Linked DNA regions of Mus musculus: region 1 is linked to region 2. A link is a contact called in ENCODE Hi-C or POLR2A ChIA-PET data. All regions are on one chromosome and are shown on one strand. Each heading gives the region's core, a stretch centred on a gene start or an enhancer-like site at or near the end of the contact. The rest is flanking DNA. Distances are from core to core; before and after follow the strand shown. Region 1 overlaps Ttc28 (tetratricopeptide repeat domain 28). Region 2 overlaps Ttc28 (tetratricopeptide repeat domain 28).

Region 1 (6,662 bases), core at 604-3,103, 160 kb before region 2:
CAAATGAAACTGGGAAAGGCGTCAGCCAAGAAAGAGGAAGCTCCCTCCTCGGGCACCAGCTGCCTGCTCGGAACAGTCACATCTCTGCTTGCTCTTCCTATACATTATTCAATGTTTTTAATTCATTACAAATTACATCTAAATTTTCTTGCTCATGTTCATTTATGGGACATTTTAATCTTGTCATCTTTTTTCATGTACCGTGCAAGCAAGAAGAGAATATCCAAGTGCAACATACTCCTCAGAAACAAGCTAACGGCACAATTTCGTGTCAATTTCACAGCTCAGTGAAGTGAAAGGGATCTAGCGGCCAACCACACGCACCTAGAAGGAGGTCTACGTAGGGGCCTAGTCTTGATGGGGCCTGTGCCGTGCCTACAAGCAAAATAAGCTCAGCGGTAACATCATGTATTAAGAGAGAACACAGTTATCATTCAGACGCCCTTAGAGCGCTCTAAACAGAACGCAGAGAGGACGCCGGTGCAGGCTTCGTTTTCACAGTGTGCAAAGTTGTTCCTTGAAAACTGTGCTTGCATTCATAGGAGCTTCCCTTTAGGGCCTGGATAATGTTTAGAAACAAATTTTCATTGGAAGAGCCATAAAGCCGAGTAATTATGTTAACAGGTTCTGATGGGCTTAAAAAATCTTATAGCTGTCTATAATCTCAGGGTTCGGGAAGCAGAGGCAGAGGGATAAGGAGTCCAAGGTCATCCTTGGCCACATGGGCAGTGTGGAGTGCACAAAACAGAGAAACAAGCAAACAAACAAATCGACCCATACAACCAAAACCAAAACCAAAACCACACAGAGGACAGGAAAAAAAAAATCAGACTATATTTAACATAAAACCAGAACCAGTTCAAAGATGATATAGCTCTTATTAATAATTACATACCTATTCTTAGGTTTGGTGTGTGTAGGTGTGTGCAGATTCCCATGTGTATGGGTGGGTGCTTATGCCCCTCATGTGAATGTATATGGAGGTCACAAGACCATCTCAGCCATCAATCCCCAGGAGCCAGTGGCCTGGAACTCTCCAATTAGGCTAAGCAGGCTATCAGGAGCCTCAGATTCCCCCATTTCTATCACCCCACCACTGGGAATGTAAGTGCTGGCACAGTGCCTAGCTTTTAAAGAGACGTGTGTGTGTGTGTGTGTGTGTGTGTGTGTGTGTGTGTGTGAGTGCAGGTACCCACAGAGGTCAGAAAAGAGCATCAGATCCCAGAAAGCTGGAGTTACAGGTGGTTGTTGCCAGCTGCCTGAGATATGTGCTGGGAACTGAACTCAGGCCCTCTTAGCTAACTACTCTTTGCTACTGAGTCATTCCTCCAGTCCCAATCCTGGCTTTTGTATGTAGGTCCTGGGGATGGAACTTGGGTCCCAGCTTGTCAGAAGAGGCCACCAGATCCCCTATGATGAGGACTGAACTCTGGTCATCTGCAAGGGCAACTTGTACTCTTAAGCTCTGTCCAACGTCCCATACCTGGAAGATGGGTTTAAATTCATCTCTTCCATGAAGCTGGAAGTAAATACTGAATTCCGTTCCTAGTACAGTTTGCTAGCTTTAGTGGCAGGAAATCTTCATCTCCAAGGGCATACACTACGCCTTCCTTACACTACCTATACTCGCCTCTGCCAAATGAAAGACCGGGTGAGTTATAGAAGGCAGGTTCTCTAGTCACAGGTCTGAAATGGATTGTGACAGTCAGCAAGCGTGCTGGGGTGCTGTGCCCGGGAGGCCTTTGTAGGCTCCTGCAAGGCTCGTCATGTGACCTCCCATGGAATGCCTCACAGGGCTACTTGTTTCCTGTGTTTGTGCCCACGACGAGCACATGCAGCACTCGGAAATGACTGAGGTGCTTGGCACCTTCCACCCTAAGTTATCCGCCAAATCCCCTCGGCACTGAGACACAGAAACTCTCCCTACACTCAGAGAAGGAAAACAGGATCGGCAGAGCCCAACAACAGGCAAAACGGCAATCTGGTAATCGCTGCGGTTCAGTCTTCATTCCACTGACCTCAGAGCTCCTGCTTTTCTCACTGTGTTACTGGCCTCATGATAAAATGGCAAGAAGCAGAAAGACCAATTATCACAGATGAGAAAAATCAGACAGGATGGTGGGCTACACTGCGCCCGACTTCAGTGGAAATGCTTCTTTGAAAGGAAGCAGACTGCTCAGCCCAGTGCCTGGCCAGGAAGGAAATGACAGCCCTTGGATGCAACAGTGTGGTGTGGGAGGCGGTGGTCAACACCAGCAGCACTAGGCTGAGCATGAACACTTCCAGCTAAGCAGGATGCATAGAGAGCCAAGAGGCCAGCGCTCTTACAGCATGAAGAGTCGGGCCCCTGGGTATCTGCTAGGCTTCCAGGGTCAACATTCAGCAAGGGGTATCTCTGGTGACAGTTCCTGAAAGGGGACAGATGAGGCAGTCTATCTGTTGGCCAGCCCTCCTTGTGTGAGCTTTCTCAAAGCAAGGCAGTGTGGGACTCTGGCACCAGGATGCTGATGTAAGGCATCTGGGGCTGGCCTGAGGGGTTCTTCGGGGGGAGCTGTCCAGGAGCTCCTGCTCAGGTCAGGAGGCACCAAGGCTGGCTGCTCATTCCTGAGGCCCCAAGCTTGCAGGACAGCAGGACAGAGGGCAACAAAGTGCTGCCCTCAGGCCATACACATGGATGGAGGGTGGTGTGGTGAAAGCTTCCTGAGACTGTTCGAGGAGAAATGGAAAGGACTGGGTGATGAAGGCCTTATAAAACGAATGTTTTATCTGGACAAAGATGGGAGGGCGAGACCCTGTCAACAGAGGAAATGAACAGGTCGCAGAAGGACAACAACTCCATGTATGTAGGACGACAGAGGGGTTAGCCGTCTACAGGCATCAGCAATGGGTGAGGCACCCCCCACAATGGGTGTGTTACACTGCCACTTGTCACCTGAGAGCCTCAGCAGAGTAGACACACGCTCAGGTCTGCAGAGTCCTGCAGAAGTAACTAGTCAGTGGCTGCTTCACTGCAAATGAACTTGTGGATCGCTGGGAAACAGCAGCATCATCGTGTGACGGCCCTCTGGAAGGGCCTGGACACACTGTTCACTGCTTATATGTACAAGGGCCTAAAGCCCAGTCAGGATCAGTAAATGGCCTGTGATAAATGACCCCTTCAATCCTGCAGTGAAGCTGGGGACAGAAGGGTCTGAAGTGTCCCTAATGGGAACAGCATGTGTTCTTGTATTTGTATTCGCTCAACACAACACATGTGGTACCCACACACGGCTGAAACCTGCAGGAAACCTTAGCGCCCCCATCTATCTCCCTGACAGCTCTTACTGCAGCAGCCAGCCCTGAGATCAGGGGCCAGGCTGGGGGCTGAAGTCACTTTAATCTCCACAACTTTCTCAGGCTCTGGTTCGACATGGAAAAATGAGTTAGTTCCAGAGGTGCTCCTAAATTAAGGGAGACATTAAAATTTAAAATGAGATGCTTGCAAGGCTCAGGGATGCCAGACTCAGCAGTCAAAACACGAGCCGTATCTGCTGCCATCTCCGCCAGTGACATAAGCAGGTCACTTTGTTTCAGGAGTTAGTAAAAAGGGAAGAAAGGGTCTGGAACATGACCCCAGTGTTGGTTACAGCTCCGTCCTCCATAAATAAAACATTGAAGCCACACTGTGGGCCTTCTGCTGACACGCACATGGGGAGGGAAACAACCCCCCCACCTTCTCAGGCTGCAGGATCTGTTCTCGAGGCGGTGCGCAGAGGACCACACTTAATTCAAACCAGAGTGTGCTTACAGGTCTGTTTCCTACTGCTTCCACTCCTCCTGCTTCTCATCGTGGGAAGGACGGGCTAAATGTAAAGATGCGTGGGGCACTGGCGAAGGGGGTGGGGCACAGCCACGCCACTGGTTGCTTTTGCTCTAGCTTTATGGTGTGATTGCTTCCAATTAGGGAGACTGCACATGGTAATTCATGATAGGCAAGACTAGGGGATTATTTTAATTCCATAAGCCTCCAGATTTGTCTATAATTCTTTATGTATCCTAATAACTTATCCCCCAAAGAGAAGCAGGATAGCAAGACAGGGAAGAAGGCAGAGATACATAGAGATCAGGACAATGGCAGCCCAGGGTTCAAATCTGTGTTCCATGGAGGATTTGACCCTGCTTCCCCTCATTTGCAAACCGAGGGCGAGAACAGGATCTACCCCGCCAGGCAGCTCTGGGGATTAAGTAAGTGAAAAGATAAAGCCCTTGTTTCCATATCTGGCACGGAGAACACTCACTCCATGTAAGCTCCAATTATCCGTATCATCACAGTTATTTCTCGAAGCACCAAGTGACCCTCCAGCCCTGTCCACCTTAGGAACAGGTATTGCTAAATCCCCCATGGGTAATGTTTCTTTTTTTTTTTTTTTTAATTTAAAACTAATTTTTAATCATGCAGGTTGAACATGAAGACATTCTCCTCTGCAGAGATAACTTAAGTGAATTCCTACTTGGAGCCAGAGGGCTGAGTGAGATAATGCCTTACAGTCTCTGGGGAGCTGATGAATTTCTTGAGGGCAGGGACAGGAGGGCAGAGCCTCTACCAGGATGGTGCCAGAACAGGCTGCACCAACTGTCCTTTTCCCTTGGGGCAGGCTGCACGCCCTTACAGCTAGCTGCCTGAGCACTCACAGAAGTGGGCAGCCCTAGACAGCAAATAGCCACCCAGCAGAGCAAGAGCATGGATGTGCCTCAGCTTGACGGCCTGAATAAAGACATTTTATCTATTGTACTGAAGACTCAATTCTGAGACATTACCTCAGAGGTCGGGCCTGGAGACCCTACAGTCACTCCACCTTTTTGAGACTAGAGCACAATTTCTCAGAGAGGGTTACACTTCTCTTGTCACTGAATCAAAGACTCTCAGATACTTAGACACATTTTTAATTAGCACGAATCTAAGGAATTCACTCTGGACATAAAAGAGAAGGTTGCCTGATGGCCCTGAGAGTTGCAAAGCCTTGTCCCGGGAGACAGTTGTAGACGTTCTCTAGAAATACTCTCTGTGGAGACTGTAAACTGTGGTCTGCAGTTCACACCACTCTGCCGTCTCTAGAATTCCACCAGACAGTCATGGCCCAGAGGCCTCACAAGCTAACTTCAGTGTGAGGGTGCTCTGTGTAACGCTCTGAATGAAGACATTCATAAAAAGACCATTTTGTTGTTCTTAATCTTCTTCTTTTCATGATTCAAAATGCTGCCTTTCTCTCAAGATTGTAAATTTAGTTTCCTTATTCTCTTTGTATTTTCATTCTGTATGTCTGTGTGGTGTACGCACATGTGTGTGCATTCACATGCGTGTGCATTCACATGTGTGTGTATTCACATATGTGTGCACATGTTTGTGTGAAGGTATATCAATGTTAATATCATTAACAAAGTGAAAGGTTTTAACTCAAATTCAAGTTTAAACACTCTGTCATGTGAAGAATCAATCAGAAGTTAGCCCTTAACTGAAACAGACAAACTTAACTATTAAAAGCACATGCTTTCTACCACAGATACTTCAGACCCTAGGCTGGAGCCATTTACACATTCTAATACATAATGGGGGAGGGGTAGTTAAGGCGGGGTTTCTTTAGTTCTGACTGTCCTGGAACTTTCTCTGCAGACCAGCCTAACCTTGAACTCACGTAGGTCTGCCTGCCCATGCCTCTCAAGTGCTAGGATTAAACGTATGTGCCACGACTGCAGAGACACTTGCCACTACAAGTGCTACTCTGTCATCTGAACCACTGGAGGGTTACTTATGCCAACCGAGTTGGAGGTTGTCTTAAATTACTTCCTATTTTTGTGAGAAAGACCATGACCGAAAGCAGTTTGGGGAGGAAAGACTTGGCTTACATTACCTGAGTCAGAATCCATTGAGGGAAGCAAAGGCAAGAACCTGGAGGCAGGAACTCAAACAGAGGCCACAGAGGCGTGTTACTTACTGGCTTGTTCCTCCTGATTGGCTCGGTTTCTTTTCTTTGACCCAGGACCCCCTACCCAAGGATGGCACTGCTCACAGTGGACTAGGCCCTTCCACATCAATTATCTGTCCAGAAATTGCCCCACAGACTTGTTGGAAGTCAAGTTGACAAAAAACTACCAGCACAGAGGTGAATGTTGTAGCTTAGGGATGCTGCAGACTGTTGCTTAGATACAAGTGATGTGGGCTCAGGTCTAAGTTATTCCGCTCTCTGAGTTCCCAGCTGAGTGGTCCTCAACTGATAAGAAACAGGACTGGGTACATCACAAGGCTGCTTAGGATGATCCTGCACTTAGGCAGCGTGGCTATGACAGATTTTAATTAGATATTTGTCCCTCCAACTAATAAAAAATAGGCCATGAGCCTATTATTCAATTTTGAGTTTGTCTAGAAACCTAACTCACAAAATATAAGAAAGCTGAAGGAAACTAATGCAGTAGCCACCCCATCCACAGATCACCCACCACACAGCCACCCATCCACGAATCACCCACTGCACAGCCACCCCACCCACACATCACCCACCGCACAGCCACCCCACCCACACATCACCCACCGCACAGCCACCCCACACACACATCACCCACCGCACAGCCACCCCACCCACACATCACCCACTACACAGCCACCCCACCCACACATCACCCACTAC
Region 2 (6,912 bases), core at 2,335-4,834:
AATAAATAAATAAATAAATAAATAAATAAATAAATAAGAACAGGGCACAGGGCATTCTGCAAGGCCAATTAGGTTGCATAAACCAAGCAAGCACAATACTGGAGCGAGTTCAGGTACTAAGCCTGGTACCTCATCTTAAACGTGTCTGTCTTAATCATGACTACCAGGGAGATTTTGTGGAGAATGGCTGCCCCCTTTCTGATGTTGTCTGTAAAGGTTGGAAGCCAATGACAAGATATTCTGGGGCACTTAAATAAGCCACCAGAGTCAAACCTAGGAATGGACTGAAGAATAGAGTGTAAGGACACAGCGGGAGCTACTTACTCTTACATAAAATAAGCACTTTTTGAGCAACTGCATTATTCTTGAAAACAAAAGAGATATGGTCCCTGAACTTAAGGAGCTACAACTCTACAAAGAGGCCAGATAAACACCTAAATTTACAAGGAGAAAGAAAAGATCCCAGCCAACAAAATGAAGTCAGCCCCAAAAGCCAGAATCTATTTATAGTCTGTGGCAGAGACTGTAAATGCTTACAATTCCCAGGTAGCTTAAATCTCTGTGCTCCTCCAAGAGGGAGGGGGTGAGGGATGGAGGCAGCATCCTGGTAATGGTCCTTGAAGTGGAAGAGGAAAATTCAAGTAAGACCTGCCTCCATCCTGATCTGACACCACACACACACATACACACACACACAAACACACACACACACACACACACACACACACACACACACACACACTGTCACCCCAGTGAGTCGAATCCCTTTTCTACACCAGTCCCCTTATTTGTGAAATTCAAGTAACACACCCTTTCCTTACTAGATAAGAACTGAACAAATGCAGACTAAACAGAGGTGCCTGGCACACAGCAGGTGCCTAAAAAAAAAAAAATGCTGGGTGCTACCTGAATGATGTAAAATATCATTTCAGCCACAAAGCCAGAGCAACTATTCAGAATCCTACATTTTTAATTAAGACAATTAATTAGAGTGTGACCGGCAAAGAAAAACCTGCTTGTATTTAATACATAAAATGTGATGAGTCTGGAGATAAGTGGACCTATGCATCTTGCTTTGGGGAAAACTGCTCAACTCTCAGTGAGAGATCTATTAGGTTTGGAAGTCCCACTGAGACTCATCCTGGCCTGTGGTGTAGGTTGGAGTGACATGGCATGGCCTGGCGTGGACCTGATGAACCATGTTGGGAGGCTCCTTTGTGAGAAGATAATCAGACCCTAGTAGAATACTGCATACTCACACATTCATAAACTTTGTCTTGAGTATTTAATCTATCAAATTAATAGTGTAAATCGGAGGAGATAATTCCCCTTCAGTCAATGTGCCCCCAGTTCCATGTTCAGTTAGAAACAAAGAAATCAGGAAATGATAGTTACTCAGTTACCAGTGAACCCAGAAACCCAGAATTCAAAAAAGCCCAAACTAGAAGTGGCGGACAAGACCCTCAAGATACCCAGCCACCAATCAGCCCCAGCCCTAAAGTCCAGTTGGGCAGTACAATTTGTGGGTGTTCTCCCTAGCTCCATTCAGACCACACAGTACAGCACCACTCTCTATGTGGGGTGTGAATAGTCTGTATGGATCCGTTTGGTAAACCACCTGACGTGTGACTATACCACCACAAATGTGTTAACAGACGCAGCCAGAGATCGTGGCAGTGGTATGTATGATCATTTGAGTATTCTGGAATGACTAAGAAAATAAACGGAGTCTGCTGAAGGCTCGGTGATGCCTGCTGGAGTGAATAGCATCTTTCCCAGAGTAGCTTTCACGTTCAGTGTACAAGAACTGCTCTCAAGCCACCAACAAATAATCACACACAGTCGGACAGCTCGGCCTCTATGAGCTCTCCAGACTGATATCTGGATCCTCATACCATGATGCCTTGTGACTGTGAATACAGAAAATAGACACAATCTCTGGTATAGCCATCTAAACGTCACGGCATGAGTAAATACTGCAGTGAATCTTAACACTTGAAACAGAATCTTCCAGAGTCCAGAAATCCACCTGGCTGCCAAGAATAATACTTCCGTGGTTCGAGCAATCCCAGTGCCCAGAGGGGTTTTCAGTGACATAACCGTATGAGTTACTACATGTTGAGTAAAATAGAAAAAGCAGGCATTTGTGGATGCACTGTTTGCAGAGATCTCTAAACTACTCTTGATGATTGCACAAATGTAGAAGATTGTAGGTCTATGCAGCATCTGTTTAAGATGTTTGATTATATGGGGTTTTCCTGTGTTCTCATGGGAGGAGGGGGCAGCATACACTTTTATATCAGTCTCATTGAAGGAAGCCCTATGATGAGAACCGAACAAATATGTGAGTGATTGTGGCTTTGGGCTGAGGTAGAAACAACTGCCACTGGATAAAATCGAATCAATTAGATACCAAAGAAAACCTTTGCATTCGCCGGCCTATAATGAAGCGCGGTTTCCTCGGCTCCCTGGCAGTCAAGCCAGCGCCGTGTCGTCTCAGTACTTCACACATGATTTCTATTTCAGTTCTGATGTCAAACCCGACATCTCACATCACGGCACAAAGAAAGAACCAGTTTAGCTAGTTGAGTGAAACACCAGACAGCTGCTAGCAGAGACAGGTCACGGCTGGGGAGGGGCACGGCACATTCAGCTCGCTGTGTTTTCCTTCAGAAGAATGTCAATAAAAACCATGGCCAAATGAGGTATTGAAGGGAAAGTCCCGCTATGCCGTAAACCGCTGGGTTAACCTAAGAGTGGCAGTCAGGCAAGTTTGCAAAGGAGAACCCTGGCCAAAAACACGGGCTGCCAAGAACTTGAAGAAAGCTGTCTTTCTCCCTCGGTGTCCCAAGGAAGGGACCGGTCCCACATTTAGAAACGTTATTTCGGGGACCAATAGCAATTTATTTTGATAGAACCACTGCATGTTTTTTCCTCCGGTTCTCAACAAAGGAGCCATATTAGGAAATAATCTTGCAAAAAGCAAAGTACCCCCTCCCCCTTGCCCACGATCGATGCACACACGCGGCGCACAATGGCCGGCGCGCCCGCACTCGCCCACGCGGCCGCAGGTCCCCGCAGCCTCCCCGCCGCAGCCCCGGCGCCCGAGGCTCGGCCGTCGCGGGGAGCCGCTCGGCGCTCGCTCCGGGGCTGCCCGCCCCCCAGCGGGGCCCAGGGGAAGCGGCTGCCAGCGGCCGGGACGCCGGTCCCCGCGGGGCAGGGGGCGCTCCGACGCCCACCTGCGGGCCTAAGCGGGGCGGGCGCGCCGCGGCTCCGGGCCAGCACGCGGGGCTGAGTCTCAGCTGTCACCCCGCCGGGCCGCGCGCGCCCGGAGGCGAGAACTTGGCGGGCGATGGGCGCACGGACCCGGATGGCCCCGGGGTCCCGCGGGGCCCCCTCCCCATCAGCCCCACCGCCGCCGTCGCCGCACTCACCTTCTTCCGGGGCTGCCATTTCATCATATTTGTACAGCCGACCCGGGACACATCAAGAGGTGGGCTGGGGGCTGGGGGCAGACGCAGGGCGGCGGCGACTGCAAGTCATGCTGCCTCCTTGCACCCCCTCGTTCTTTCCCCGATAGGACAGACAGTCTTCGTCTTCGGTTCAGCGCGAAGTGCCGCGGCCACCACACTCTCCCACGGGGCTAGGACGTCCCGGCGGCCAGAGGCGCGCCCGGGCCGGAGCGGGGCATGTTCCCCGACCCGCGCCTGCGAAAAGGCTCCAGGCAGGAGCTCTGGGATGGGCCGCAGACCCCTCAGAGCAGAGACCCACGGCAGAAGCTGCCACAGAAACCCGGCCGGGCTCCTGCCATCCAAGCCCCTCTTGGCGAATTCTCCTCTTCTCCAAAAAAGAAAAAGATTAGACAAGCAATCAAACCCTCACACGCAGCCTGGAGCAATTCCCAAAATTCTGGGTGTATTTCTCGTTTGTAAAAATTTAGCAAAGAAAATTCCAAAGATCTGTAATCAGAGCTTCTTTGCGCAGTTTTCTGCTTCTTAGACAACTTGGGATCGGATCTGCCCTTCCGAAATGTCCACCTTCCCTGAACCTAGTAAATAGGAAAACTTGGTTTGTGTGTTTAGATTTTTTTTTTCTTAATTCCCAAGAACCTAAGTGGGGAAAGGCTGGAAGGAAATCCTGCAAGAACCTAACTCCACAGCTCGGTCTGCACTAATGACTTCCTTCCCTTCAGTGCGAGCACAGCCAGCCCAGCTCCAGCCACCACAGCAAAGAGTTTCTGGGTCTTAGTGCCACGACATTTACACAGCAGAAAAGTGAAGCTACAGTTCCATATGCGTCCACAGGCCGGCTCCGAAACCTCTCAAGAATTCTTATATTTGTATGAGCTACTTGGAGAAGTAAAAGGGGCAAGAGTCCAAATCAAACTTCCACAGAGGGGCTGGAGAGATGGCCGCCGCGTGGCTAACTGTACTGAGGACCTATTCCCAGAGGACAAGCCATTGCCTGGGATTCGACCTCCACTGACTCCTGCATATGACTGTGAGACTCAAACAAGCAAAACACAACATAAATAAAATAAATTTTAAAATTAATCTTTTTTGAAAGCCCTAAAAATTCTGATTTAAAGAAGAGATTTGAGATCTCGATCAAAAAAAAGTTAATCAGAAACTTTATCATAAATAAACTTATATATACATTTTATTTGCTTCTCTAAATTAAACCGCTTTTTAACAAAGTTTTACTATATAAGTAAGGTGGGTCTTGAACTTGTGAAATCAAGCCATCCTTCCATTTCAGCCTCCTGAGTAGCTGAGCAGGAACTACAAGCACAGACCACCATGCTTGAGTAGCACTGATTGTATTACTATAAAATATTGCAGCCGGGCAGTGGTGTACACGCCTTTAATCCTAGCACTTGGGAGGCAGAAGCAGGCAGATCTTGGAGTTCAAGGCCAGCCGGGGCTACAAAGAGAAGCCCAGCCTGGAAAAACCAGATAGATGGATAGACTGGACAGATGACTGATAGATAGATAGATAGATAGATAGATAGATAGATAGATAGATAGATAGATAGATAGATAGATAGGCAGATATAGATGGCCTGAGTTTTATTCCTCTTTTGTGCAAAAATTCCATCTTATGGATGCTGACTAATTCATGAATACAAGATAGTATATAATACTATTATCATGTATTATCCAACACACCTGTTGACTGCCATTCCCCCTTAAGGTTATTTTGGTAGATGCTAATACAATTGGCATTAGAAATTACTATTCTACTAAGGGGTGCCCACACTGTTAACTGCATTCAACATTCTTCATCAACTATCAGAACTACTTATGCAGGGAATCTGATGCAGCAGGGCTGTGACTAAAACACCCCAAATAGCCAACCTCCAGTGACTCTCACTCACTCCACCTTCCATGGGAGGCTGCTTGCTCAACTGAAACACACAGACAGCACTTGAGAACTGGAAGTCAGACCCACAGGACCTTACTCCAGAGCCTAAGTCATTACACACTCAACACCACAGCTACATGCCACATAACCCTGCCATGTCCTTGCACAGCTCCAGGGACTGGAACCTGATTGGGGTGGTAAGGGAATGAGGAAAAGACAGATAGATGGACACCTGGGGTCAGATGGTCTGGGATCTCTGATGGAGAAACCTCAGCTCCCCAGAAGATCATTGTGTTTAGTATCTGGAGTTGAACAGAGGTGAGGTTCCTGCCTTCAGATGAGCAACGAGGTGAGGTTATTACAGAGAAGCAAGGAGGTAGGGCCCATGGTCTGCACCCGACCAAGGAGACACAGTTAGCAATCTCAGTTGGAGCAGTCTTTGCAGGCGAGCAGTCTTCAGGCCTTAACCATCCAGAGGAGAAAGCTATTGTGGACCTTTTCCACACACATCATCGACACTTGAACTCAAGTCCCCTGGAGAAGGCTGTGCCAACTCTCTGACCCTGAGACTCATGAGTCTGAGTCATGGCTGCGCCTGTGTCAAAGCACATACTCACTCACTCAGGGCTCTCTCTGTATACTACACACCCCTTGTCGTCACCGTACCCCGTCAACCCCTTTCCTGGGTGCTACAAACACAAGGAAGAGTCTGCTCCAAATCATGACTTCAGCCACAAAGAAAGCCAACATTTTCAGTGTACTGTGACATACTCAAATTGTTCTGGCAACTTCCTATACATATCCTACTCGAACTGAAAATTCCCTATCGTCTTTCCTAAAATCAGCTCTCTTCCCAACAGCCCTAGCTTCTGACCATGATGTCACTATGTTCCCAAGATCACAGATTCCTGCCACAACATTCCCCACATCTAATCTACGAACTCCTGTAACTCCTTCCTAGATGGCTTGACACCCAGGCCAGTTGGGTTCCAACAACAAAACAAAACAAGAATGAAAGAAGACAGAGTGGAAAAGAACGGCGAATGAGTAAGACTCCATTCTACTTCATATGGAAGACAAGGCAGTTTGTTGTTGGAACCAAATTTGGAGTTTACTGTATAGAATGCAAAGCACTGGAAAGATTAACAGTGAGAAAGGTCACGGCTGAAGCAGTCTCTGTCCGTCTGTCTGTCTGTCTCTGTCTCTCTCTGTCTCTTTCTGTCTCTCTGTCTCTCGGAATGTCTCACTGTCTCAAACAGTCTCTATGTGTGTCTCTCTCTCTCTCTCTCTCTCTCTCTCTCTCTCTCTCTCTCTCTCTCTCTCTGTGTGTGTGTGTGTGTGTGTGTGAATGTTGGAGTTCTAGTCTGACCTTTAATCATCCTGACTGAGCTTCACAAACTGTTGGTATAACAGGCATGTATCATGCCCAGCCCAAAGCAGCATTTAATTTTAACCTACCTAATACAAGAGAAAATATTAACTCTGATTTTATGAGGCTCTAGGAACTTTTTTAACACTATGGTTAAAGGGCTCATTATTACTCTTTGA

What was found. A loop is a pair of places that touch in the nucleus more often than their neighbours do. ChIA-PET counts read pairs that join two places held with the same protein, here RNA polymerase II (POLR2A).
Region 1: a loop to region 2 is called in a map of left cerebral cortex, with 2.3 times the contacts of the local background. The contact joins two enhancer-like sites. A Hi-C loop is called at or near these places in 1 of 37 maps with a recorded cell type or tissue (left cerebral cortex). POLR2A ChIA-PET finds 5 or more read pairs at or near these places in 2 of 5 experiments (Patski and embryonic stem cell).

Annotation. Positions count from the first base shown.
Region 1 is chr5:111,134,987-111,141,648 of GRCm38, reverse strand. All of the region lies in intron 5 of Ttc28 (tetratricopeptide repeat domain 28), which reads right to left. Among named protein-coding and RNA genes, the nearest start is that of Gm35628, 97 kb to the left of the region's middle. Within about 2 kb of position 1,853, at least 1 of the 3 ENCODE cell types and tissues checked has a DNase peak (open chromatin) inside an H3K27ac peak, as active enhancers do.
Region 2 is chr5:110,975,928-110,982,839 of GRCm38, reverse strand. The region is part of intron 2 of Ttc28 (tetratricopeptide repeat domain 28); the gene reads right to left. Among named protein-coding and RNA genes, the nearest start is that of Mir701, 25 kb to the left of the region's middle. Within about 2 kb of position 3,584, at least 1 of the 3 ENCODE cell types and tissues checked has a DNase peak (open chromatin) inside an H3K27ac peak, as active enhancers do.